Regions from separate parts of the Homo sapiens genome. Here region 2 is linked to region 1. A link is a loop called in an ENCODE intact Hi-C map of the cell type or tissue named here. Cell type or tissue: CD4-positive, alpha-beta T cell. All regions are shown on one strand. Links, peaks and the distances in the headings refer to the core of each region. The heading gives the core; the rest is flanking DNA. Region 1 holds the start of TTC14 (tetratricopeptide repeat domain 14). Region 2 overlaps MFN1 (mitofusin 1).

Region 1 (2,916 bases), core at 125-2,624:
TTTATTGAGACGGAGTCTCCCTCCGGCGCCCAAGCTGGACTGCCGTGGCGCGATCTCAGTTCATTACAACCCCCGCCTCCGGAGTTCAAGAGATTCTCGTGCCTCAGCCTCCCGAGTAGCTGGGACTACAGGCATGAGCCACCACGCTCGGCTAATTTTTGTATTTTTAGTAGAGACGGGGTTAGGCCATGGTGGCCAAGCTGGTCTCTGAACTCCTGACCTCAAGTGATCCACCCTCGGCCTCCCAAAGTACTGGGATTACAGGTGTGAGCCACCGTGCCTAACCCAAATTTATCTTTTACAGTTGCATTCTTGTTTGTTGCATTTTCTCAAGTCTCAAACTGTTTACCTATTTGCCTGGGTTTTCCACAAAACAGTGTGGCAGTATCGATTATGTTCTGGGCTAGATCTCCTATACAAAAGTGGTAACACAGTGAAAGGCAAGTTGATTTCCTCAAAGACACATGGTGGGAAGTGGAGAGACTAACTGTCACCGTTTATTTCTGTTCAAGAGGACTATACTGAACTATTTACACTGAACATATTTAAATGGTACAAATTTTATACTGGAATAAAACGAAGCTACATGATCTCAAAATTAGGGTTAGTTAGACCTTCCATATGATAAAATACTCAATCCAGCAACTCTGCCTGAGAAGACCAATTAATACTTCGTTTGGAATCCTAACTCTAGCCTCTTACTAGCTGTGTGCCATTGAGCAATTTACTGGGACTCTCTGAGCATGTTTCCTCGTTTTCTAAAATGAAAAAGTACAATAGCTACCATAGTGGTTAGGTTCTCAAGTCAGTAAGTAAGGGGATGGGGGACCTAAGTTGAAATTCCCTTTGAAAATCACTTGAATTGTCCATAAGAACAGTATATTGACTTTTGCGTACATACCACTATACAGTAAGTCCCACAGACACTAAATTTTGAGCAACCATTGAGATAAACTAAATAAGAAATGCATGTGTTCATTAGTTATTGTAAAACTTGAATGGCATATGCACGTGTGGAGACATTAAAGCCATCCTGGTTTTAGAATTCACAATCACTAACAGTAAATGGGGTATGGATGGAGAACACCACTCCAGGTGCTTAACAAATGTCCGTGTCCTTCCTTTCTTCTGCCCTTAAAACCACCTGGAAACCTTCCCGGAGCAGCCGGTTGAATGGGGTTACGCCAGAGACACAGGTATTGATTTACGCAGAGAGTACGTCGAGGGAAGAAGCTTGGAGACTCGTATAGGGTTCTTACCCTGGCACTGGCACTTAGAAGCACCTTGATGAATACGAAAAGGAATTATTATTTACCCTAGGTTACAGCTCGAGCTATTTCGACGTAATAACGATCCCACGTACACTTTAAAAAGCAAACTTCTCACATACATCACTTCCTGGAAGCCCTAGTCAGCCTTTAGCCCAAGCAATGCTGAGCCCAATCCTTCGGCCTTCCGTAGTCTCGCTCGGTTTCGCGAGATCGAGGCTGAGCTCCGCCGCGCCGCCGTGGGGGCGACCCCAGAACACTTCCGGGTGTAACTGGTTGTGCTGTCTGTGTACTTCCGGCAGCCTCCAGACAGTTTCTTCCGCTTCCTGTACCACCCGGCTCAAGTAGCGGACACGGAACAGGGAACTATCAGCCCGTCGGCCTCCGGGCCCTGCATTCTCTAGCCATGGACCGGGACCTTTTGCGGCAGTCGCTAAATTGCCACGGGTCGTCTTTGCTCTCTCTACTTCGGAGCGAACAGCAGGACAATCCACACTTCCGTAGCCTCCTGGGGTCGGCCGCCGAGCCAGCCCGGGGCCCGCCGCCCCAGCACCCGTTGCAGGGCAGGTAATGAGACGTTGGTGCCACTGCGCCACGGAAGAGGGGACGCAGCTCTGGCAGCCACTACCGCAGCCCCGGGTTTGCGTCTAGAGGAAGTGGAGCCGCGGCCGTGAGCACAGGACGATCGCGCGCTGGTGTCTTGGGCTGGGTGGACGGGGGGCGCTCCTGGGTTGTGCAATGCGGGATGCGGGCTGAACTTTTTCTCTGGCACTGCTTGGTAGAGGCGCAGATTCCTTAGCTAAAAATCCCTTGAGCTTTCCTATCTGAGTTGGAGGCGTCACTTTTTAAGTTTCCCCGCTCTCCACCTCCAGGTTGGTTAATGAGGGAATGCCTAGTTAAAACTTTTTGTCTGAGGTTGTATTGTCTGCAGCTTAGGATGGAGCGGAATGGGCGATGAAAGCCATAAGCAGAAGGTTAGAAGTAAAGAGGCTTTGCAGATAACCCAATTTTCATATATATTTTTTTCTTTTTAAGAAAAGAGAAGAGAGTTGACAACATCGAGATACAGAAATTCATCTCCAAAAAAGCGGATCTGCTTTTTGCACTTTCCTGGAAATCAGATGCACCTGCAACTTCTGAAATTAATGAAGACAGTGAAGGTCAGTTTAGCCTTAAAATCTTTAAGATTGCGGTTCGGTTTAACAGTACTTCAGGTGAAACGGAACTCAAAACTATCGTTAGTGATTTTGTTAATTTTTTTTTTTTAGATCATTATGCAATCATGCCACCTTTAGAGCAATTCATGGAGATACCTAGTATGGATCGGAGAGAGCTGTTTTTCCGAGATATTGAGCGTGGTGATATAGTGATTGGAAGAATTAGTTCTATTCGGGAATTCGGTTTTTTCATGGTGTTGATCTGTTTAGGAAGTGGTATCATGAGAGATATAGCCCACTTAGAAATCACAGTAAGTTATTTTTGTTACTTGGATTGCTTCTGTTTTTGTTAACGCATCTCAATGCAAGAACTATATCTTTGCATGCAGTTGTGCTCAAGTATACCTGCCAAGATGCTTTTGGAAATTAAATGTTAATTGGAGAAAAATAGTTTAAAAAAATTAGTGTAAGTTACCCAGTTTCTCCCTCCA
Region 2 (2,916 bases), core at 294-2,793, 1.2 Mb before region 1:
AGTAGAGATGGGGTTTCACCATGTTGCCCAGGCTGGTCTCGAACTACTGAGCCCAGGCAATCCGCCCACCTCGACCTCCCAAAGTGCTGGGATTACAGGCGTGAGCCACCGCGCCTGGCCCCAGCATAATTTTTATATTTTTATTAGAGATAGGGTTTCACCATGTTGGCCAGGCTGGTCTCAAACTCCTGACCTCAAGTGAACCACTCACCTCGGCCTCCCAAAGTGCTGGGATTACAGGCGTGAGCCACTGTACCTGGCTAATTTAGAGGTGATTTTCTTTAGTGTCTTTCTTAAGTTTGACAATTATCTGGATTATGGCGGGGAGAAAAAGGCAGTGATCAGGTACGTCTTCCAAAATTTTCAACTCCATCATTCCTAGAGGGAGAGTAGGAGGCGTACATTGGTGTAACAGTCCAGAGTGATAGGGTGATCTCTGCCACAGCTTATATGCAAAGACAAATGACTAGCTCCATAACTGGTTATTCAGCTATCTGTGCTGTGTACCAACAGAGGCATTTATTTACTAAATAACTTCATAGGCCTTCTAAGCTATTTTCCCATCGTAGGGCTTTTGCCCTTGCAATTCCCTTTGCCTACAACTCACCTTTCCTTGTTGTAGCTACGTCTAGTGCCTTCTCATTCTTCATATTTCATCCTAAATGTTACTACCTTGGACACCTTCTCTGACCACCCTATCTAAATTATTCCTTCTCAGTTATTTTCTGTTAAAGCATCCTCTTAATGTCTTTCAACACTTTTCACAAAGCTCTTATTTTATGTTTTTATTTTCTGCTTCTCCCATTTGACCATATTCTCAGGGCCTTACACAGAGTCTGGCATGAGACAGCTCCATTTAAAAAGATCCTACTTCAGATTAGGGTGGAGTAGGAAGGAAGAGCCTCCTGGGAAGGTGATGACTCAACTGTCCTACTGAGAATGAGAAATAGGTATAGCTTTGGATGTGAAAAAGGTCCAAAAGCTCATTTCTTGCAGAAAGCCATAAATAGAAAGGGGTAGGGAGACCACAGTGTGTTTGGAGAACTCAAGTAGTTGAATTTAAGGTGTTACGAAACAATAGCAAAAGAAGAGACTTTGTAAGCAAAAGTCAGATTGTAAAAGACCTTGTATTAATATATCATGGTAAGGCGTTCTGCATTCTTTTATTTTGGAAAATAGTCCTGAGAGGATTGGATGTTACAATTATAACCTTAGATATAATGGGGAGAATGAATTGAATGAGAACAGGGGTAGGAGGCAGTTGTGATAATGTTACCAGAAAGGGGCCCCACTCCTAACCCCAAGAGAGGGTTCTTGGACCTTGCGCAAGAAGGAATTCCGGATGGGTCCATAAAGTGAAAGCAAGTTTATTAAGAAAATAAAGGAATAAAGAATGGCTGCTGCATAGGCAGATCAGTCCCGAGAACTGCTGCTTTGGTATTTTTATGGTTATTTCTTGATTGTATGCCAAACAAAGGGTGGATTATTCATGAGTTTTCCAGGTAACGGGTAGGCAATTCCCAGAACTGAGGGTTGGTACCTGTCCCCCACTTTTTCTTTTTTTGGGAGACAGAATTTCACTCTTGTCACCCAGGCTGGAGCGCAGTGGCGTGATCTTGGCTCACTGCAACCTCTGCCTCCCGGCTTCAAGCGATTCTCCTGCCTCAGCCTCCCTATAGTAGCTGGGATTACAGGAGTGCACCACCACACCCAGCTAATTTTTGTATTATTTGTAGAGATGGGATTTCACCATGTTGGCCAGCCTGGTCTCGAACTCCTGACCTCAGGCCATCCACCCACCTCGGCCTCCCAAAGTGCTGGGATTACAGGTGTGAGCCCCCGTGCCCAGCTGGTACCTCCCCTTTTTAGCCCATATATGCATCCATTCTGGATGTTGCCATGGCATCTAAACTGTATGTATTATATACATATAATATATATATTACAATGAGCAGTGAGGACGACCAGAGGTCACTTTCATCGCCATCTTGGTTTTGGTGGGATTTGGCCACTTCTTTTATCAGCAAGGTCTTTGTGACCTGTATATTGTGCCAACCTCCTATCTCATTCTGTGACTTAAAATGCCTCATCTCCTGGGAATGCAGCCCAGTAGGTCTCATCCTCATTTTAACCAGCCCCTGTTCAAGATGGAGTTGCTCTGCTTCAAACACCTCTGACAGTAGTATAGGCAGGAAATTGTGTGTGTTTAATACAACTATATATATTCAAGTATAGTTACCAAAAAGGCAGTTGGAAATATGAGACTTGGACTAGGGAGAATTCTAGGAAATTTAGGAATTATTGGCTTATGTTGGTGATTGAGATCACAGGAGTTGATGAGATGATCCAGGGAGAGTGTGTAATGAAAAACAATGACAGCACTGGGGAGAGGAAGAGGGACTATCCATGGAAATGCCAGCCAGGGGCCAGGCGTGGTGGCTCACACCTATAATCCCAGCACTTTGGGAGGCCGAGGCAGGTGGATCACCTGAGGTCAGGAGTTTGAGACCAGGCTGGCCAACATGGTGAATCCCTGTCTCTACCAAAAATAGAAAAATTAACTGGGTGTGGTGGTGCACTCCTGTAATCCCAGCTACTTGGGAGGCCTTGGCAGGAGAATCACTTGAACTCAGGAGGTGCAGGTTGCAGTGAGCTTACATCGCACCACTGCACTCCAGCCTGGGCCACAGAAGGAGACTCCATCTCAAACAAGAAAAAAAAATGCCAGCCAGGTAAAAGGAAAATTAGAAAGCATTGGTATGGTATAAAAAGAAATATATTTGATCTTTGTCCCATTCTTGTCACAGAGCTTCTAAAACCATAGGAATTCCCTGAGTGATTGGAGTATCTTGTTTTCATAATGAGCCCTTTTTAATGACAACTGAATTTATGCTAATGAGTGGTTTAGGGTGGGGT

The links. Peaks named below come from ENCODE experiments on the same cell type or tissue, not always from the same donor. Only the 100,000 strongest peaks of a DNase experiment are listed, where the experiment ranks them.
Region 2: it touches region 1 in a loop (5-fold over the local background); 5 of 110 quality-filtered maps call a loop at or near these places.

What each region holds. Positions count from the first base shown.
Region 1 is chr3:180,600,588-180,603,503 of GRCh38, forward strand. It overlaps TTC14 (tetratricopeptide repeat domain 14), which reads left to right and starts at 1,576. Exons shown (of 12, transcript NM_133462.4): 1 at 1,576-1,835; 2 at 2,304-2,428; 3 at 2,537-2,736. The coding sequence starts at 1,675. TTC14-DT (TTC14 divergent transcript) reads right to left here and starts at 1,526. Exons shown (of 3, transcript NR_183700.1): 1 at 1,316-1,526. RefSeq lists an enhancer at 1,367-1,656. In CD4-positive, alpha-beta T cell, for the core only: no CTCF peak of the experiment used is centred there; DNase peaks (open chromatin) are centred at 1,524 and 1,874; H3K4me3 peaks cover 1,798 bases; H3K27ac peaks cover 1,519 bases.
Region 2 is chr3:179,353,246-179,356,161 of GRCh38, forward strand. All of the region lies in intron 3 of MFN1 (mitofusin 1), which reads left to right. Among named protein-coding and RNA genes, the nearest start is that of MFN1, 7.0 kb to the left of the region's middle. In CD4-positive, alpha-beta T cell, for the core only: no CTCF peak of the experiment used is centred there; no DNase peak of the experiment used is centred there.